Regions from separate parts of the Homo sapiens genome. Here region 2 is linked to region 1. The links are chromatin contacts, found by Hi-C or POLR2A ChIA-PET in ENCODE. All regions are on one chromosome and are shown on one strand. Each heading gives the region's core, a stretch centred on a gene start or an enhancer-like site at or near the end of the contact. The rest is flanking DNA. Distances are from core to core; before and after follow the strand shown. Region 1 holds the start of TRABD-AS1 (TRABD antisense RNA 1). Region 2 holds the start of MAPK12 (mitogen-activated protein kinase 12).

Region 1 (4,160 bases), core at 970-3,469:
CCGTTGTCTTTCTAATATTAAGTTATCCAACCCACGAACAAGGGATGTTTCCATTTATTTATGTTTTCTTTATTTTCTTCATGTTTTTCAGTTTTCACTGTTCAAGTCTCTTCCTTCTCACAGCCACTTCAGACGTTAGCCTCAATCTTGGAGAACTGGTGAGGCCAGGGACCCCAGGACACGTGTGGGGATGTCAGGCAGGGCCTGAGTAAAGGTCAAAGGACTCCTTAATTTTTAGGAGAAAATATATTCTAGCAGCTCTCAGGTCTGAAAGCAGTGAGTTAATACTCAAGTCTTCAAACATAAAAAGTGTCTTCCAGCGACAGATTACTCTCATAAAAAAAATTGTCTTTTTAACTTTAAAATATCACCAAAAATGAAAACATAAAGTTTAAGATGATCGCCAAAAAGAAAAACAAAAATTAAAAAAAAAAAATGCTCACAGGACAAGCAGGCCCCAGGCTGAGCAGCATTTCCACCACGTTCCAAGGGTCAGAAACGCTCCAGTGGGCGGCCGGTGCTGTCAACTCTAAGCAGGTCGCTGGGGGTGGGGAGGGAGAGCCAGAGCCAGGTTGCCCTCAGACACAGAACAGAACGGATTTGGAGACGGGGGAGTGAGGAAGACCCTCAGTCTGAGGAGCTTGCTTGGGAGATGGAGCCCCGGGGAAGGGATGCTGAGGGACCGAGGGGCATTTCAGGTGCTGGAGGGGGAGGTGATGAGAGCACAGGGAGGGGCCGGATGAGATGCGGGTTTAGCATTTCTCTGAACATAAAATGTACACTTTCCTAGTCATTCACAAAAGCAGTAAAGAATATGGAGTAAGTACATTGTTTAGTAGAAAAGAGCAGAACAGACCCAAGCGCTGTCTATACACAGGAGGCAGGTGGCGCGTGCACGGCTCCCCGGTGGGCCTGGCGGCATCTGGACCCAGATCCTGCCTTATTAGACCACCTGTGTGCCCCCCCACAGAAATCTAAACGATGCCCACCTCACTTCGGGGTTAAAAAGGGCTGCCCGCAGGGAAGTCAGGGCCAGGCCTCCGTGAAGTCAGTCGCAGAGCGAGGCTGCTGGACGAAGCGGCCCGCCCCACGAGCGATCGGAGGAAGGCTGGGGACCTGCGGGGTTAGGGTTAGGGTTAGCCTAACCTCTCATCCCGGCTCCCGCCCCTGGGTTTGGAGCCCCAGCGAACGTCGGTAAACATGAGCGGCGTCCCTGGTGGAGCTGACTCCAAGGTCCTCGGCGGGTTGATAAGCACAGGGCGCGGGCGGCTGCCAGCACCGCGCTCCCGCGGGTGCAGGGGAGGCCCCACTTGGCAGTAGCCGCCGGACGCCCCCAACACCGCGCCGGGCGGAGGGAAGGGGCGCCCCGGCGGGGAGGACCCACCCGCGCCCCTCGCCCGCCCCGGCCCACCTGGAGAAGGGCGTGGGCCCGGCGCCCTTGAGCTGCAGCTCCCAGCGCTCGCCGGTCGCCGTGCACACCTCGCCCAGGTACATGGCGGCGCCGTCGCCCAGCTGCCCGGCGAACTGGCCGAATTGGTGGCCGCAGTAGCAGTGCGCGGCGGGCTCGGCGCCCGGCAGGAGCGCGTTGCCGCTGAAGAACAGCGCGGCCTCGGCCTCGGCCTCGCGCGCGGGCGGCGCGCCCAGGCCCAGCAACGCCAGCGCGGGCTCTGACAGCGCCACGAGGCGCGGCTGCCGCAGCGGGGTGGGCTGCACGCGGGTGAAGCAGGCCCCGGGCACGGGCCGCGGCGCGGACGGGGCGCCCTCGGGACCGGGCGGCGGCGCCTCCACGGGCAGGGCGCGCAGGGCGCGGTTGTCGAAGCGCAGCCCCGCCAGCCAGCGAGGCGCGGGCTCCATGGCGGCGCCCGACAACGTAGAGCGGGGCGCCGGCGACGGGGAACAGCGACCGAGGGGCAAGAGTCGGGCAGCCGCGAGCGAAGCCCCGAGCGCTGCCCTGTATACGGCCATCCGCGGCCCCGCTCCCGCCGGAAGCCAGCCTGCCCCGCCCGGAAGCCCCGCCCCGCGCGTCCCGCAACCCAATCGCCAGTGGGCGAGAGTGGGGCGGGTGGGGGGAGGGGTCGCGGTGTCTGGCCGGGCTCTAATTGGCTGCCTCGTCCGTCTATCCGCATCTCCCGGCCGGAGGGTCGGAGGCGTCCGGGGTGGCTGTCGGCGTCACGGGGCGCGCGCTGATGCGAACGGGGTGACAGATGGGAACGCCTCCGAGACCGCCAGCGACGACCCCGCTCGGGCAGCCCCGGATTTCCTCGGCTGCACCGGCGCCGGCAGCGGGGACCGAGGCCCGCGTCCGTTCGGGTCGGGCCGGGGCTTAGCCCCGCGCCCCACGGGCGGCCGGGACCCCACCCGGACCCCGCCGCGGTTCTGGGCCGCCGGAGCCTCGCGCCGCCTCTCGGGGACCTTGTCCCCTGGCCTCCGGCCTCTCGGGCCCCTCGCCTGCCGTCTAGGAGGGAAGGGGCCTTGGATCTGTGCCCCGCCCATGGAACAGCGCCCGGGCTCGGAGAGGCCCCGCGAGGCCGCAGGCGCAGACCCTCCCGGAGGGCTGGGCGGGCACCGGGGTCTTCGGCTGGCTTGAGGGACCCGACCCCTGGGGGAGGAATTTGGGGTCTGTGTGTCCGAATGAACGCGGGGGTTCAGATGAGTCTGTGGTGCCCCCGCTTTCCATCTCCTCCGGCCCCGGCCCCAGAGGACTGTCTGAGAGGCCGGTGGCCGCGGATCCTGGACGCGCCTCCCTCCTGCCTGTGGTTTCCCTTTATTCCGGCAGCGGCGCGAGCCCACCCTTCACATACAGGAGCTACATCCAGAAGCTTCTCCTGGGGCCACAGCGTGGGCTTCCGAGACTCTGCGTGACCCCAGCTCTGCCCCTTTGGGGCTGCGGGTGAAGCCCTCAGGACCCTCCGCGTGCGTTGGGCAGGTAACTGGATGAGGGATAATGTGGTGAGGTCCCCGTGCCCAACCCTCCTCTGCAGCCCACAGCAACCGTTCCCTCTTCAGCAGCCCCCTCCCCCCGGCCGCTCTGGGCGCCCGTTCCCAGCATCCTCCTTGGCAGGTGTTACCCCTCCCCATTCCCCAGGCCCTGGGCCCTCCTGATCTGTCTCCTCGACCCCCTGGGGCCCCAGTCTGGCTCAGTCTGGTCCACACTCTGGAATCTGGTGGGACTGGGTATGGAGGGTCTTGAGTGTCAGCAGGCCACCTGCGTCCCACCTGGTGGGTGAGAAGGGTCCCACAGGTCAGCATGGAGGGACCCGACTCTGTCTCTTCTGCTGGAAACCAGGCAGGTTCCTTCCCCCAGGGCCCCGGCAGGGCCACGAGTACCCGCTGCACTGGAGCACGGGGGAAGAGGCAGGGATCCTTCATTACCTGAACCCCATGTTCACACGTCACAAAACAGGAGTTTCCAAAATTAGAATTTATTTCAGTTTCTAAGGAATGAATCCCCGAGTGTGGCAGGAAGGACACAGCCGGCTCCTGACGCACACCTGATTTGATTCAACACCGAGTCGGCACAGACACAACCAGAGATGGCCTGGGTCCAGGCTGGGGCTGCACGGGCTGTGTCCTGGACAGCCAGGAGGGAGGCCCCGCACACAGACGGCCGCCGGGCAGGGGGCCTGAGCGGGACAGGCCTGGCCACAGCCCATGTCCTTGGCCTTCCACATAGGTGCACACATTGTCTGCCCAGAGAGGGCCAAGATGCCCCAGGCACCCCTTCGCTCCGGGGGCTCAGGACACAGGCTCCCAGCTGAGGCCACGCCTGGACCCAGAGCTGATGTTTGGCTGCACGCGAGCCCACTCGGGACAGACCCAAGAACACGAATTCTCTCCCTTTGGATTTAAGGCTGGTGTTTTTTGACATTTACTTCAGTTTTTCTCTCTGAAATTAAAATTACCTGAGTAAAAGATTTTAAGACATTAAAAAAGCCAAAAACACAGAATCCCTGCAGGCAGACGGTGCCAGGGAGGTGGCGGCCAGGGCCAGGATGCCAGGGGCACGGTGGGGTCGGCTGGAGCTCCAGGGCTGGGCCTTTCCCAGTCTCGCCTGCCCTGGAGCCCCCAGGAGCCGCCCCTGGGCCGACGCTCCTGTGGCCGGAGCACAGGAAGGCACAGTGAGGTAGGGACAGTGGCCATTGTCCCCCGCCTGCCACCAG
Region 2 (4,160 bases), core at 700-3,199, 61 kb before region 1:
ATCCTGCATCACTCACCTCCAGCTGGCCAGATCCCTCAGGCCCCCAGTCAGACCAGCGGCCATCTTCTGGCACCCTCCCTGCTCCCTGGAGGGTCTGAGAGCCCAGGGGGACCAGGGGAAGACATGGCTGATGGGCAGACTTTGAGGGCACAGGGTGTGACAGCCACCCAGATGGTGACCCCAGCTGCCCTGTGGGGATGTACTGGGCAGGCTTGGCTTTGGGCCAAGATCCAGACACCACCCCCGCCTACCCCTCAGTGTTCAGGGAAGCTGGCTGGGGAGAAGTTGGGTGTCTCAAGGAGCAAGGGTCTGCCCATCCCTGGGTGGGGGCTGGGCAGGGTAGGGAAAATAGCTTTCCTTTCCCTCCTGGTGAAGGAAAAAGAGGCCACTTTAACCCAGGGAATGTGCACGCTGGTCCCGTTCCCACTACGCGCTGCAGCTTATGTGTGGGGGAGGGTCCAGGCCATTTGGGGTCAGGCAGTGTCTCTAAGGACCAGGGACAGTCTGTGCCCTTGCTTGGGTCTTGGGTAGGGGTGGAAACCGTCTGGGAGTTGGGGGCCTCCTGGGGCCTGGTCAGTGTAGTGGTCAATCCCGGGGGAAGTCCAGTGTTGGCGGTTGGGGGTGGGAGGAGAATGGTGACACAGCCCCACCTCAGAAGCCTGGTCCGTGCAGGGCCTGCTGGACCCCTGAGCCCCACCACGGGGAGTAAGGGGGACAGCGTGGAAGCTGGGCTTCCTGGAAGAGGTGGATGGAGTGCCACAGGCAGCCCAGGGCACAAAGGGTATGGGCCACAGGCAGCTGTGGTTTGGGTGGCCCTGGGCTGCCCCGCTCACTGGTCACGAGCTGGTGAATGCCGTGGAGCACGGCCCAAGCCCAGGTGTAAAGCTACTACCACCCTTGAGCGGCTGAGCTGCTGATTCATGGCAGGAGGGCGGGGCAGAAGGCCCTAGGGATCCTGTTACCCACCAGCCCAGTGGGCTCCTGGGGTGCCCCAACATCCCTTCTGAGATCCAGGTTCCTGGGCTGGTGAAGGGGTGTCAGGGTGGGGCTTTGCCCTCAGGAGCATCTGGTCCAGGATGGGGCCAGACCTATGGGAGGACAATGCCCACACAGAGGGGTCAGGCGGAGGGCCCCAGCAGGTCCCCATCCCTGCTGGAGAGAGTGCAGCCACTCTCAGCCTGGGTTTTGCAGGACAGGACAGGCAGGGGTGGGATGGGCAGAGACACCAGTACTTGCAATGCTTGGAGCAGGCACCCCACAGATGGGGGGAGCAGGGGGAGGAGCTGGGGGTCCAAAAGGGCCCACGGGGACCTATGGGACTGAGAGGCCCGGGGTCAGTGGCCACAGGAGTGGGGTTGGGGATGCAGCCTGAGGAGTTTGGGGGACAGACCCCTCCGTGTAGAAAGAGGGATACAGGCAGGACAGGTGCAGATGGACCCCTTGTTGGGGGACGGATGGATCAGGCTCAGTGGTAGGGCATCCTTGGGGGTGGCCTGCGAAGTTGACCCCGGGAACACAGGGCTCAGCCCGACTTGCGGCTGCCATAGAAGTCAGCGCTCAGGCTGTCAAGGATGGGCCCTGCGCCCTGGAGCCGTGGGGAGTTAGGACTGGAGCGGGCGGGGGGGGGGGGGGGGGGCTCCTGCTGAGACCCCCCCAGGGCGGGGAAGTTCAGCCAAAGGGGAGAGGCTGGCAGAGGTATCTCCGCGCCGCGTCCGGCCCTTTATGGGGACGAAGCTGCGGGGCGGCGCTCCCCTCCCCCTGCGCTTCCCCCCAGGCTCCGGCCCTCCCCAGGCTCCGGCCCTCCCCCGGCGGCGGCCGCCTCGGGTTTCCGGAGGGGCCGGAGGGCGGGCGAGGGCGTCACGTGCGCGCCGCCCGCGGGCCGGTTGGTCCCCGGGCGGGGGAGGGGCCGTGCGCAGCCTGGGTCGGGGTCGGGCCGGGGTCGGCACCTGGGACATCCCTGAGGGAAGGGCCGGGAGCGGGAGCGCCCCAGCGGCCGGCGGGCGGGCGGGCGAGCGGACGAGCGGCGCGGAGCCGGCCCGAGGCGCGCGCCGAGGGAGCCCCGTCCCCGGTCGTGGGGGCACCGCCCGCAGGCTCTGCGGGGTGGGCAGCTCCCGGGCCTGCCATGAGCTCTCCGCCGCCCGCCCGCAGTGGCTTTTACCGCCAGGAGGTGACCAAGACGGCCTGGGAGGTGCGCGCCGTGTACCGGGACCTGCAGCCCGTGGGCTCGGGCGCCTACGGCGCGGTGTGGTGAGCGCGGGCCGGGCGGGGCGGCCGGCGGGGCGGGCGGGGCCTGCGCGGGGTGCCCGGCCTTCCCGCTAAGCGGTCCGCCCCGCAGCTCGGCCGTGGACGGCCGCACCGGCGCTAAGGTGGCCATCAAGAAGCTGTATCGGCCTTTCCAGTCCGAGCTGTTCGCCAAGCGCGCCTACCGCGAGCTGCGCCTGCTCAAGCACATGCGCCACGAGAACGTGAGTCGCGCGGCCCCGCTCCGGGAAGGCGCCGCGGCCTCGGCTTGGTTCAGCTGGGCTGGGTTCCCCCACCCGGCAACCCCTCCTCCAGGCAGCCTGCTGTGGGGCCGGGCGGGGGTCGGGCCGTGGGTCCCCAGGGGAGAAGGAGAGCAAGGCCTGTCTCTCCTTGGGAGACGACTCCCCCAAGGGCCGTTCCCCATCCTCCGCCAGCCCCGGGAAGGACTCAGCCCCTTGACTCGGCGCCTCAGCCAGGCCCTGGTCAGGGAACACGACTTGGCCAGGCCCAGGGGATCCTCCAGGTCTCACGCCAAGCCTTGCCCCCAGCCAGGAAGCCCGCGGTGAGAGCATGCTCCCGGCGGGAGGATTTTCCTGGAAGGGGCACCTTCCCTCTTCCCCATCCCCTTTCCAGCCCCTCTGTGGAGCCCACTCTGCTGCTGTCCATCTCCCGAGTCTTCCGACCCGGTGGTGGAGGGGGAGGAGGGGGGCGCCAGAACGCAGGGAGTGTGTTGAACCCTCAGGAGCCCCTGGGGGTGAAGGGTTTAGGGAGCTGCTGTTTGAGGAGCACTGGGCGTGGTGGCCGCCTCACAGACACCCTCCTGTGCGTTGTGGGGGCCCATCCTTTCCAGTCCTTCCAGTGAGATGCCACGTACAGCTGCCCTGGGCCTCTCCCATGGCGGTGGCTGGCTGCTAAGAACCCGATCTCTCTGCCAGGGGTGCTCTGGTTTCTGGATACAGTCCCACTTGTCCACTGCCCCCCACGTCACTCCTGCCCTCCCCCTGGTCTGGGCCCAGCCTGAGGGCTGGTGGTCTGGGCACCCGGACCCTACCTACAGGGTGAGATGCTCTGGACCCTCCTGGGTCATCTGAGCCACCGGTGCCTTGGGAGAACGAGTCCCTGCGTCCACCAGCAAAGTGCCCCGTCCACCAGCAAAGTGCCCCGTCCCCCGGTTCCTGGCCACCGCTACTCCCTCAGCCCCTTGGATGGGTCTTTTTCTCTGAGGCTTCCCATGCCCACCCTGACCCCCAGCTCACTACCCTGGGCCCTGTGAAATCCATTTGCAGTGGACACCAGCCCTGCCCGCACCTCGACACCCCGTCACACCCAGCCCTGCCCCCACTTCGCCGGCACCGCACCCCCCCACCACCCGCCCATCACACCAAGGCCTTGCCCCAGGACTGCAGCCTTCCCCACGGCCCCCTGCTCCCACCCACCCACTCACCCACCCGTGCCTTGCCCCATCCAGCCAAGCGCTCTGGGGCTTTTTTTCTTTTTTTTTCTTTTGAGACCGAGTTTCGCTCTTGTTGCCCAGGCTGGAGTGCAATGGCACGATCTCAGCTCACTGCAACCTTCGCGTCCTGGGTTCAGGCGATTCTCCTGCTTCAGCCTCCTCAGTAGCTGGGATTACAGGCGCGCGCCACCACGCCTGGCTAATTTTTTGTATTTTTAGTTGAGATGAGGTTTCACTATGTTGGGCAGACTGGTCTCGAACCCCTGACCTCAAGTGATCTGCTCGCCTCGGCTTCCCAAAGTGCTGGGGTTACAGGCGTGAGCCACCGCGCCGGGCTCCACCGGGGCTTTTCTTTAGCCACCGCCCCGCTGTGCTGGGATCTCCGCTGTGCCTGTGGGCCCACCCCCTGGGCTCCTGGCCTGCAGCTGAGGCTCTTTCCCTGGAACCCCATCTTCCTGGGAGACTG

What was found. A loop is a pair of places that touch in the nucleus more often than their neighbours do. ChIA-PET counts read pairs that join two places held with the same protein, here RNA polymerase II (POLR2A). Pooled maps may share reads with other maps.
Region 2: a pooled map shows a loop between it and region 1 (3-fold over the local background). The contact joins the promoter of MAPK12 here to the promoter of TRABD-AS1 in region 1. A Hi-C loop is called at or near these places in 3 of 168 maps with a recorded cell type or tissue (CD8-positive, alpha-beta T cell and gastrocnemius medialis), 2 of 37 single-sample maps with no recorded cell type and 8 of 50 pooled maps. POLR2A ChIA-PET finds 5 or more read pairs at or near these places in 14 of 52 experiments (CD4-positive, alpha-beta T cell, CD4-positive, alpha-beta memory T cell, CD8-positive, alpha-beta T cell and 10 more).

The regions. Positions count from the first base shown.
Region 1 is chr22:50,198,842-50,203,001 of GRCh38, reverse strand. It overlaps TRABD-AS1 (TRABD antisense RNA 1), which reads left to right and starts at 2,219. Exons shown (of 2, transcript NR_186698.1): 1 at 2,219-2,926; 2 at 3,674-3,914. It overlaps TRABD (TraB domain containing), which reads right to left. Exons shown (of 10, transcript NM_001320485.2): 10 at 3,407-4,160. It overlaps SELENOO (selenoprotein O), which reads right to left and starts at 1,991. Exons shown (of 9, transcript NM_031454.2): 1 at 1,412-1,991. The coding sequence starts at 1,965. RefSeq lists an enhancer at 922-1,161 and silencers at 1,522-1,601, 1,732-2,671.
Region 2 is chr22:50,259,472-50,263,631 of GRCh38, reverse strand. MAPK12 (mitogen-activated protein kinase 12) reads left to right here and starts at 1,949. Exons shown (of 12, transcript NM_002969.6): 1 at 1,949-2,247; 2 at 2,336-2,465. The coding sequence starts at 2,123. RefSeq lists enhancers at 832-1,563, 3,133-3,633 and silencers at 1,611-1,660, 1,671-1,980, 2,011-2,380, 2,531-2,710.